Linked DNA regions of Mus musculus: region 2 is linked to region 1. Evidence: chromatin loops called from intact Hi-C (ENCODE). Cell type or tissue: gastrocnemius. All regions are shown on one strand. Links, peaks and the distances in the headings refer to the core of each region. The heading gives the core; the rest is flanking DNA.

Region 1 (5,377 bases), core at 189-5,188:
CTTTACCTCAGACTTCCCCTATGTAAACTTTCTCTCCAATAGAGGCTTAACACAGGATTTGAATTAAGGTGTTTGAAATACAAGAACCTGACCCTCCTGATATCATACCTGCCCTCTGGATACTATTTCTGGTACTACTGGGGCTACTGGCTAAAAGACAACCCCTGAGCGCCTCCTATTGGCCACACTGGGAAAGTGTCCCAGGGAGCCACAGTCCTTACCACCCCTGAGCCCAACATTTGACCTTGATTGTATTGATCCCTTTCTGAAGCCTTTGGTTTAGAAGCCTTCAGCTCCCCGCTAGATTGCGCCATGGATCGCTCCAGAGCTGAGCTGTAAGCCAAAGTCAAATGCACAGAAATGGAAACTTTCTTGAATCGCTGGAGTTAGCATGGACTTCATGTGGCCTTGGCCACAAGCAATGTCACAGGAAGTCTAGCTGCTTTCCCTGCAAGTTCTACCTGGTGGCATCCACTTGCTGGCGATGTTGTCCACCCACCCCTATGGGAGGGAAACAGAAGGGTGGGAGGCAGAGCCACCATGCCAGCCTTAGGCCAATGTTCAGGGGGCTGCTTTCTGCCCCACCTGGTGTGTTCTGGATCCTGAGGGACTGGCTTCTGACAGCACCTGCTTAGTCTCCCAGAGGGAGAAGGTGAGCAAGTTCCTACAGGGAACAGAGCAGCTCCTCTGATGGCGAGGCCGTGTGTGCATGCTCAGGCAAAGATACATTTCCAGAAATGTGCTGTGAGGCCACAGTGAGTACTGAGTGTGGTTGGCAAAGGACTTCCCCATATAGAGCCAGCTTATGAAGACAGAGAGGTGGCTGTTCATGTGAGTGAACACACACACACACACACACACACACACACACACACACACACACACACAACTAGACTGTGGAGAGGGAAGTGTAGCCCAGTCAAAACAGTAAATGAACCTCCAACCAGGCCATAAAAAAAGATAGATGAATTATCTCACAAGAAATGAAAAATAATCTTCTTGGAACGGGTTGTGGGCTGCAGACCTACACTCCCAACACTGGGAAGTTGAGGCAGGAGTTCAAGGTCACCCATGGTTATAGAGGAAGTTTGAGGCCAGTCTATTAAAACGAACAAGCAAACAAGTAAAAGAATCATACGGTAGCCCACTATGCCTCAGAAGAGCACAGATATCTGGTGTGGAACAGCCTGTAATATCAGAAGACAGGCTGAGACAGGAGGACTCTAAAGCACAGAAAAAGAAGGCCATGGCCATATTTGCCCATCCCTTCCCCTGTGGGGAAGGACTACCTCAGTCTCATACCTCTGTGTTGACACAGCCCCTCAGAGTTCCAAAGGAGAAGCCAAGGGACTGGAAACACACACGGCTCCGTCCCTCAGTAAGGCAGATACTGGAGGAGCCAACACGGCTGTCCCCCACAACCTCTCACTCACAGCAGAGCATCCCCAGCAGGCAACACCAGAAGAGAGGTGGCCAAGCCCAGAACAAGTCTGAAGCCAGGCAAAGGCAGCTGAATGGCAGAGAGCAGTCCCACAGGTCCCATATGGTGTATTTATGCACCAAGGGCCAGGGGAGCAGGTATGTACCGTTTCTGTCCCAGTTAGGGTTTCTATTATTGCAGCGAGACACCAGGAGCAAAGCAAGGCGAGGAGGACAGAGTTCATCTTGCTTACACTTCCACATCATGGTCCATCGCTGAAGAAGTCAGGGCAGGATCTCAAACAGGGCAGGGGCTGGAGGCAGGAGCTGATACAGAAGCCATCGAAGCTTGCTGGCACGGCTTGCTCAGCCTGCTTTCTTACAGGACTACCAGCCCAGGGCTGGTACCACCCACAATGGGCCTACAGGTTTGCTTACAGCCTGATTTCATTGAGGCATTTTCTCAATTGAGATTCCCTCCTTTCAGGTGACTTTAGCTTGTCAAGTTGACATAAATCTGAATCTAGCCAGCACAAGTACCAACTCTGGAAGGCTTCTAAGCAACAAGCTTCCTAACTTGAAAGCATAGATCTGGGTCCAGTCTCCAGTACTGCACAGAACAGGCCACTGCGGCCCCCGTAACCCCAGCACTTGGAAGGTAGAGGCAGGAGGATCAGAAGTTTAGCGTCATCCTTGGCTACAAAATGAATTTGAGGCTAGCCTGGGCTATATAGGACTGTCTCAAAAAACAAACAAACAAACAAACAAACAAACAAAACAAAAAGGAAGAGAAGAGAAGAGAAGAGAAGAGAAGGAGAAGGAGAAGGAGAAGGAGAAGGAGAAGGAGAAGGAGAAGGAGAAGGAGAAGGAGAAGGAGAAGGAGAAGAGAAGGAGAAGAGAAGAGAGGAGAAGAGAAGAGAAGGAAAGAGAAGGAAAGAGAAGGAAAGAGAAGGAAAGAGAAGGAAAGAGAAATGACACCTTAAGGTGGCTTCTTGGTTGCTGGAGAGAAAGAACAGGGCCAACCTTGAAACTCTGGAGCTAGCATGGACTTCATGTGGCCTTGGCCACAAGCAATGTCACAGGAAGTCAGCACTGGACAAGCCACCTGCTTTGTGGTGAATCAAAAAGAACCGATACTACTCTGTATGCATGTCAGACACAGACAAACTGAGCAGATCAGCGTTTCTCAGTCTTGGAGTCTAAAATGACTCTGCCTCCCTGGGCCTTCTGGGACTCTTTTCTAAGATGTGTTGCAGCTCCCCCTGGTGGACTTCCTCCTCCACTGCAAAACCTGCCCAACCACACCTGGTGCTCCTAGTGTTTGGCTAGAACAGTGGCTTCTACGCAATCCTGTGCATATGGGCATATAAATGACTACATTCAGACATTTGCCAGCAACCAATTATGGAGAAGTTGATTTTGAAGCAATTTTGGTAGACATATTTGAAACTATGTTTGGTGACATTGTCATTTATTAAAGATGAAAGCAAATTTGCATGCTAATGAGAAGGTATGCATATTTATTTCTGAATAAGGGTGAGAACTTGGTTGAATATTGGGTATTTAATACTGCGGGATACAAAGCATCTTTTTCAGAGTTGGTCAGTATTTAGATTTTATAATTATCAAAGTTGAGAACATACCTTCACATAGTACAAATGACAAAGTGGCTACTGAAGAAATTGTTGCAAATCCTGCCCTAATCCCATGTCAAAATCCACCTAGTGAAATTTCAAGGAGCCTAGGTTAACAGCCTGGTTTTCATTTAAAATCAAGCATCCTAGCAACACAACCTCCCCAGTGCCTACTGAATACTTGGATTCTGACAAACTGGCAGGGACCATTTAAAAAAGCCATTTGTTGGGGCTGGAGAGATGACTCAGTGGTTAGGAGCACTGACTGCTCTTCTGGAGGTCCTGAGTTCAAATCCCAGCATTCACATGGTGGCTCACAACCATCTGTAATGAGATCTGATGCCCTCTTCTAGGGTGCCTGAAGACAGTTACAGTGTACTTACATATAATAAATAAATCTTTTTTAAAAAGCCATTTGTTTCCCATAATGAAACCATCAGAGGAAAAAACTCTGCATCTACAGTAAAAACACTGCCACTTATACCACACGGCAGCCTTGGGTGGAAGCTGGGGTGTTTCTGGCAGTGCTGTTGGCCTTGTGTGGCTGGCGTAAGGCTGCTTAGTACAAAGCGTGTATGTAAAAAAAAAAAAAGCATGTGTGTTCACAACCCAGGTTGCAGCTGTGAAATGGAACAATATGAAACAAAACAGTCAAAAATACCTTGTGCATTTAATTTTTAATTAATTTTGGGGGCACTGCAGATTCAAAAATCTTTTACTATCGTCATTTTTTCCCCTCAATCTCCATATTCAGTGACACAAACTACATGTTATCCATACTACATACTACATGCTATCATGCTATCATGACCCAGTTTAAGAAGCTGGGGTCTGGTGGATCAGCAATCACAGTGGCATCTTCAGCCCAGGTGAACCACTCTGAAGAATTCGGATTAGGGGCTGGAGAGTTGGCTCAGCAATCAAGAGCACTTGCTGCTTTGTAGAAGACTGGCATTTGGTGCCCAGTACCTACATGGTGGCTCACAACCACCTGTAACTCTAGTTCCAGGGGATCTGATGCCTTCTTCTGGCCTCCCATGGATACCAGGCATGCACATGGTAGGCACTTTTACATACATGCAGGCAAAACAATCATACACATTAAAAACTAAAAGTAAAAATATAAAATAAAATTAAGAGCTGTGTGTGGTGGTGCACACCTTTAATCCCAGCACTTGGGAGGCAAAGGTGGGTGGATCTGTGAGTTTGAGGCCAGCCTGGTCTACACAGTGAACTCCAGGCCAGCCAGGGCTACATAGTAAGCCCCTGTCTCAAAAGCAATCAGCAAAAATGATTCAGCTTAAAGGAGTATGTCCACATAGGTACATAAGGACTCTCAGATCGGTCAGAACAACAGCAAAACACTGAACACAATTTAAATCCCCACCATCCCCAGGACAGCTGTTTAATTGGTAGCCTGGATTGCTATGTGGCCATTCAAAGGAACAAATGGCTATATTTACTGATATAAAATTTTCCAGACTGCAGCTCACTGAACGCCACAGAAGTGGCAGCACAGGCTTCCCCAGGAAAAGTAACAGAATGTAGCCAGAGACTCTTAGAAACAAAGCATATTCCATTCTTATTTTGCCTCCACGTTTGCAGAGATTCAGTCAGCTATGGGCAGCTCCACTCTTCTGGGGAGGAACATGGCAGCCGTGGGAACACATGACAGAGGCAGACGGGAAGCAAAGAAAAAGAGTGGGGACCTAGGACCAGGAATGACCTCCAGAGTGACACTTCCAGGGACCTGCCATTAGGCCCCACCTCCTAAAAACATTTCCAGAACATCTCAAAATCAAACCGCCATCTGGGGACTGAACTTTTATCACATGGAATGTGGCTTGACATGAAGACAAACTTGTCCTTGGGTTTGTTTCTATTGCTGTGAAGAGACATCATGACCACAGCAACTCTTATAAGGAAAGCATTTAACTGGGGCTGGCATACTTTTCAGAGCTTAAGTCCATTATGGTACATAGCATGGCAGCAGGCAGGCAGGCAGGCAGGCAGGCAGGCAGGCATGGTGCTGGAGAGGTAGCTGAGAGTTCTAGTTCAGATGAGCCTACAGCAGGAGCAGAGTGCCACACTGGGCCTGGCTTCATCATCTGAGACCTGAAAACCCACCCCCAGCGACACACTTCTTTCAGCAAAGCCACGCCTACTTCCACAAGGCCATACCTCCTAACAGTGCCACTCCCTGTGAGGCTATTAGGACCATTTTCACTTAAAGTACCAGACCACTGTACTCTCTGCAAGTTTGTCTGGAGAACACAGCGGCCTCCATTAGCTTCAAAGCAGGACTCAAAAGCAGTCCAGGTGTG
Region 2 (5,377 bases), core at 95-5,094, 270 kb before region 1:
AGACAGTTGCTGTTGTTGCAGATCTTCAGAGGGTGCTATGGGGATTGGCAAAGGACACCTGAAACTTCCAAGGTGTTCCCAAAGAAGGCACAGGTCTGCAGGACACAATGTTACTGCCCTCTGCTGGTCACTCTCGATTGTTTCCCCCTAGAGAACTGCCGGCCTTGGTTTGGCCCTTTCTAGAAGTTGGTCAAAAACCTTCCTCTGGATTCCCCGACATGTGTATGTTCTGTTAAAGTACATACTACCTGTGATAGCTGAGCATTGATGATGTGCAATATTTTTAATTTTGGAAGGAAGAATCAGTGACTGTTTTTCATTAGTCCTACAGACAGGAGGCTAAAGTTAATTTCATCCATCACATAACTGAAGAGCAGAGAGAAGAATGAAGAGGAAAGGAGGGGCTTGGTAGGGTCTACCCAGCAGTGTGACACCCATGTCTCTCATCTCTACTCCATCCCTGATTTCTGTGTCCACCGATTCAGTTGGATTCCTCCAGACAGCAGATGCATCACTAGCACCAGCAGGAATACTACCACCAGCAGCAGCAGGAGCAACAGCAACAGCAGCAGCAGGAGCCACAGCAGCAGCAGCAGCAGCAGCAGCAGCGCTGGCCATTTGTCCTCGTTATCTCCATTGTCAACAGAACCCCAGCTAAGTCATGTACAGGTCTCTCAATCTGGGAGTTACCCAGAACAGGATTGACTATAGCCCTGTCTGTATGGATTTTCTTGATCGATAACTGTCAGAGAAATCCAGCCCATTGTCCTTGGGCAATGTGAGCCTGCGCTGTATAAGACGCTAGCTAAGCATGAGCCAGAAAGTCAGTAAGCTGGGCTGCTCCAAGGCCTCTGCTTCAGTTCCTGCCTCCAGCTGGAACCTCAGGAACTGGCCTTGGCTTCACTCAGTGATGGGTGGTGACCTGTAAGCCCAACGGACCTGTCCTCCTCCAAGTTGCTTAGGGCCAGTGTGTGATCACAGCAACAGGACTCAGAATCTCTCCCCATTCTATCAGTAACCCAAAGACAGAAACAAGAGTGAAGGAGATGGCCTTACCGTTATTTGTCCCTCCTGGATTCCACCAGCCTTAATAAAGAAAAAGCTTAGTTTAGAATTGGATCCACCATGTAGAGATGGTCTCATACAAGATACACTTAGCCTGAACTGCACTACACAGCCATGCCTTCTGAGAGGTTGGGGGTGGGGGTGGGAATCAGTGTTTCAGTTTGGCTATGCCCAAGGTCTAGGCATAGAGGTGAACTACACATCATGTCCAATGTGGTAAAAAAAAAAAAAAAACAGCTGGACATGGTGGCAACATTTTGGAATCCTAGAACTCGGAAACTACAGACAAGAGGATCAGGAGTTCAAGGGGACCCTTGCCAAATCAGCAAGTCTGAAGTTAGCCTGGGCTCTGTGGGTCTCAAAAAGAAGTAAATAAACAAACCAATAGCAAACAAGTGGCCCTACAACCTTGCTAACATTAAATTCTGATTCGGCTTGGGACAAGCCAGAGTTGGCCCAAGTGTGAAGAGGGCATGATATCCTTACATATCATCTGCCGACCACAGATCCCTGAGTCTTCTTCATGTCTCCTAGTCAGAGCTTCTTGCAGAAGGACTGAATCCAAGACCTACATCCAGATATTCTACTCGATTCTAACATCAACTGAAAATTGAGACCAGGGCAACATAAAATTGAAGACTATAACTGTCTTAGCACAGGGGCCTTTTTTGCTATAGCTGGCAGGAGTTTCTATTGTCATTACTGTCTAGATGGGACACTATATATTTCATCCTACTGTCATTTATTACTATNTAGTGGGCCAGCCTCTATCACAATATAGGAGGAAGTTATACACTGATACAAGTCTATATTTTCAATGTACTTACCAGGTGTGGGACTGCTTGTTTGAGAATCTGTGAAAGGAATAAAAACAAATTCAGAGTGTGTGTTTCGACCACAAGGATCCTGGCAAAAATCCTTTCTAAAGGGATAGTTTCTACACCTATTCTTTGTGGGCTTCACCCCAAAGACAAAACTTAAATACCTTTTTCATTGGTCAAAAGAGCAAGATAATCTTTGTAATATTCCAGTTGGCCCTCTGTACCCATAGGCTTCTTCACAAATTACATAAGTGGTAAATCATAAATATTAAAGAAAAGCAGCCTGCCCCTGTATTATTGAGCATGAAAACCTTTCCCTCTTGCCATATTCACATGAGCAATGTGGAACAGCACTGAGTCACACAAGGCTGATATTCTATGAGGGACTAGATCTGGGATGCCTGGAAGGACACAGGAGGGCGTCTGTGGGTCACACACCAGTTGATAAAAGACTTGAGTGTCGTATGCTTTGGGTAGAAGCAAAGAAGTTCTTGGAACCCATTTCCTTTGCATGTGAGACTATATGTGTGTGTTTCTGTGTCTGTGTATTTATCACTATGTATGTTTGTGTGTCTCTGTCCATCCAAGTATATGTATGTGTGTATCGTTTGTCTGTTTCTGTCTGAGTGTGTGTGTGTGTGTGTGTGTGTGTGTGTGTGTGTGTGTGTGTGTCTTTAAAAGTATAAACCAGGTAGGGACTTCTGAAGGTGACAGTGCCCCTAGAATTTAGAAAGAACAGTTAGAACAAACCAAGTGGAGTCTGGTGAGGGACAGGACAAAGGCGACCTGCTCCAGGACACCATAGCATCTGCAGTGAGCTGCCTGAGGCTATAGGGGGTGGTGTTGGAACATGGTTATGGCAAGCACACTAGGGTAGACTGAGTGAACTGCAGTACCCTGTATAAGAAGAAATGAAACCAGGATGTATGCTGGGTACCAGGGCTCATTGAAGTAATCCCAGCACTGGGGAAATGAAGATGGGGAATTCATAGCTCAAGGACAGCAGCCTGGGTTATACATATACTAATATACTGATAAACTTATTTATCAGTAAGATAATCAATGTAGAAAACAGGAAAGAACATGAGGAATTGAAACATTCAGATGTCCAGATGCAGAGGAAGCTACTCTAAGAGCATCAGGACACAGTGTGGTACTCTGAGGTACCAGCCCGCCCAATTGAGGTTAGCACCATGCAAAGCCTCAGGCCATCCATTCTGAGTAGCATGCAGCAGTGGGGTCTATGATGCCCAGTGATGTGTGTATAAAACATACCAGACATGTTGTGTCAGCCATGAATGTGCAAAGAGCAAAGCTGATGACCCAGGTAACATATTTGGTGAAAACTAGAGGGAGTGAGCAATGTGTGTCTTATCAATAATTCCCTAGTGTCAGAAGAAAAAGCATGACCCTGAAATGAACAGGAGAAGAGGGGACTCCAAGCTGTCGACATTGACCTGAGCAAGGGGAGGCACAGACATCTTTGAGAAATAGAAGGACACTTGATAGAAAGCACCTGAATTTCACCTGGACTCCCAGGGAAGACAGACTCAGCATTTCTACAGATGTAGCTGAGGCTGATGCTCCAAGGTGGGGGTTGCCAAAGCAGACCATGAGTAATACAGCTACTCATGTACTTCTACCATGTACTCCATGCCCCAGGTGGACCCGGTTTTATGCAGTTTAATAATAGCAAGTAAAAAACCATGACCACCTGCAGACATGACAGGAAACCAGGGTTCTATGTTACTGTGTGGGTAATGGGCCAACAACACAGTCAGCCTTGACTTGTTGAAGATTCAAAGATCCACCTTCACAGTTAAAGGATTCTGTAGGACTCTAGCAATCCTCTCTGCTATATCCATGTCCAAATATTTGTCAATTTACCTCATGAACATACTACATAGGACCTAACTGCCATGTCCACACCACCAACATTCATGAATAACATTCCCAGTGTGTTATCATGATTGAGCTATTGAACCCGATCTGTGAGAACCCAGGACTCTGCAGACCCTGAGGGACTGAAGGAGTTACTGAAGCTTCCCCAGAAGAGTCCTTCAGCAAAACTTTTTGGGAAGGATTCTGGGGAACACTATGGAAAAAGAAGAGTGAATTTGCTCACCTTGCTATTCGGTACAGCTTTGCCCTTCTGATAGTTCAAATTCAGCATAGAAACAGGATTCCAATACTCCAGACCAAAGCTGGATTACCTTTTGCAAGAGCACATGTATGCTGACCTTTGACCTTACTCATGGGTAAGACTTGACATTGCATTTCCATTGCTTACCTCTCTCACAGAAACTCTACACTCACTAGAGACTGAGAGCCTTGTGCAGGACAATGACTGAGAAAGGCATTGTCCTGGATAGTCACCAGTCCTTACAAGGACCAATGAAGTGGCCAGAATGGAGTTCTGACAGCATTCATAGTGACCTGAGCTCATTGCTGTCAGGCAGATGTAATGATCACTGGGTCTTACCTGAACAGATGACTCCAGCATCTTCCTGGTGTCCACAGTTATGAGAGAGCCAGCCTCGGTGGGAACATCTCCACAGATAGTCCTCATAGCCTCCACAGGCCACGTCATCCATGACAATGGGCCCTGAGCCCTGTCCAAACCTGGCATTTCCCGGGGCAGACACGGCCAAGCCACAGCCCAGCTGCCTGCACACCACGTTGGCATCATTGAGGTCCCAGCTGTCGTCACACACAGTGCCCCAGGAACCCTGGTAAAGGATCTCCACTCGACCCTGACACCTGTCTCCTCCATTCACCAGCCTCACGGCCAAACCAGAATCTGTTCCTGGAAAGACATGGTGGTTTCTCCATTGTTGGTCATGTCTCACTTGTACACTTGGTGGCAGCTCACTCATGAACTTTAAAGCAATATAGGACATGAACAGCTCCTGCTGCTGCATCCTGGCCACACTGACCTGTAAAGATCTGTACCCTCTCACTTTGCCTGTGAACCTTCACTACAATGCTCTCTACTTCTGTCCTAGACATGAGGACCAAGTTGGTCACCCGGGTGAATAAGTTTCTGCAAACTGTGTTGGCATAGGTTGAATCTGCCTTGAATAGTGACAAGAAACTTACTCTACCTTGTACCTATGGCTTGGAGGTACTTGGAGGGCCGTGTACTGTAGAATCAAGACTATTTCAAGGAGAGAGAGATTGCAAACCCCTCCCAACTCCTCACACACTGGACCTGCACACATTACTCTCTACCTTGAGCCATACCTGTCAGCAGTAAATGAGAAGGCAGAGCAGGTTGGTCTAAAATAGACCAAAGGGGCTTAAAGATGATCCTACCGTCAAAAGAGTGCATGGCAAAGGCTCTCAACAGCTGCTTACATACACATGGTTGACAGTTTACATTAGAATTGCTTTCAGGCCTAATACAAAATTATAAACCTGAATGAGCTGCCTGTCCCCTACTGTCCTGGATCACATGACTGCCTCATGTACCCTAGGCTACACTGAAACTC

The links. A loop is a pair of places that touch in the nucleus more often than their neighbours do. Peaks named below come from ENCODE experiments on the same cell type or tissue, not always from the same donor. Only the 100,000 strongest peaks of a DNase experiment are listed, where the experiment ranks them.
Region 2: a loop joins it to region 1, with 3 times the contacts of the local background. A loop is called at or near these places in 13 of 42 quality-filtered maps.

Annotation. Positions count from the first base shown.
Region 1 is chr7:130,768,181-130,773,557 of GRCm38, reverse strand. No RefSeq gene overlaps it. Among named protein-coding and RNA genes, the nearest start is that of Btbd16, 3.2 kb to the left of the region's middle. In gastrocnemius, for the core only: a CTCF peak has its summit at 2,694 (motif pointing left); DNase peaks (open chromatin) are centred at 193, 505, 1,489 and 2,684; H3K27ac peaks cover 199 bases.
Region 2 is chr7:131,040,202-131,045,578 of GRCm38, reverse strand. It overlaps Dmbt1 (deleted in malignant brain tumors 1), which reads right to left. Exons shown (of 48, transcript NM_001347632.2): 4 at 4,369-4,692; 5 at 1,893-1,919; 6 at 1,057-1,086. Among named protein-coding and RNA genes, the nearest start is that of Dmbt1, 11 kb to the right of the region's middle. In gastrocnemius, for the core only: CTCF peaks have their summits at 131 (motif pointing left) and 2,699; DNase peaks (open chromatin) are centred at 102 and 2,705.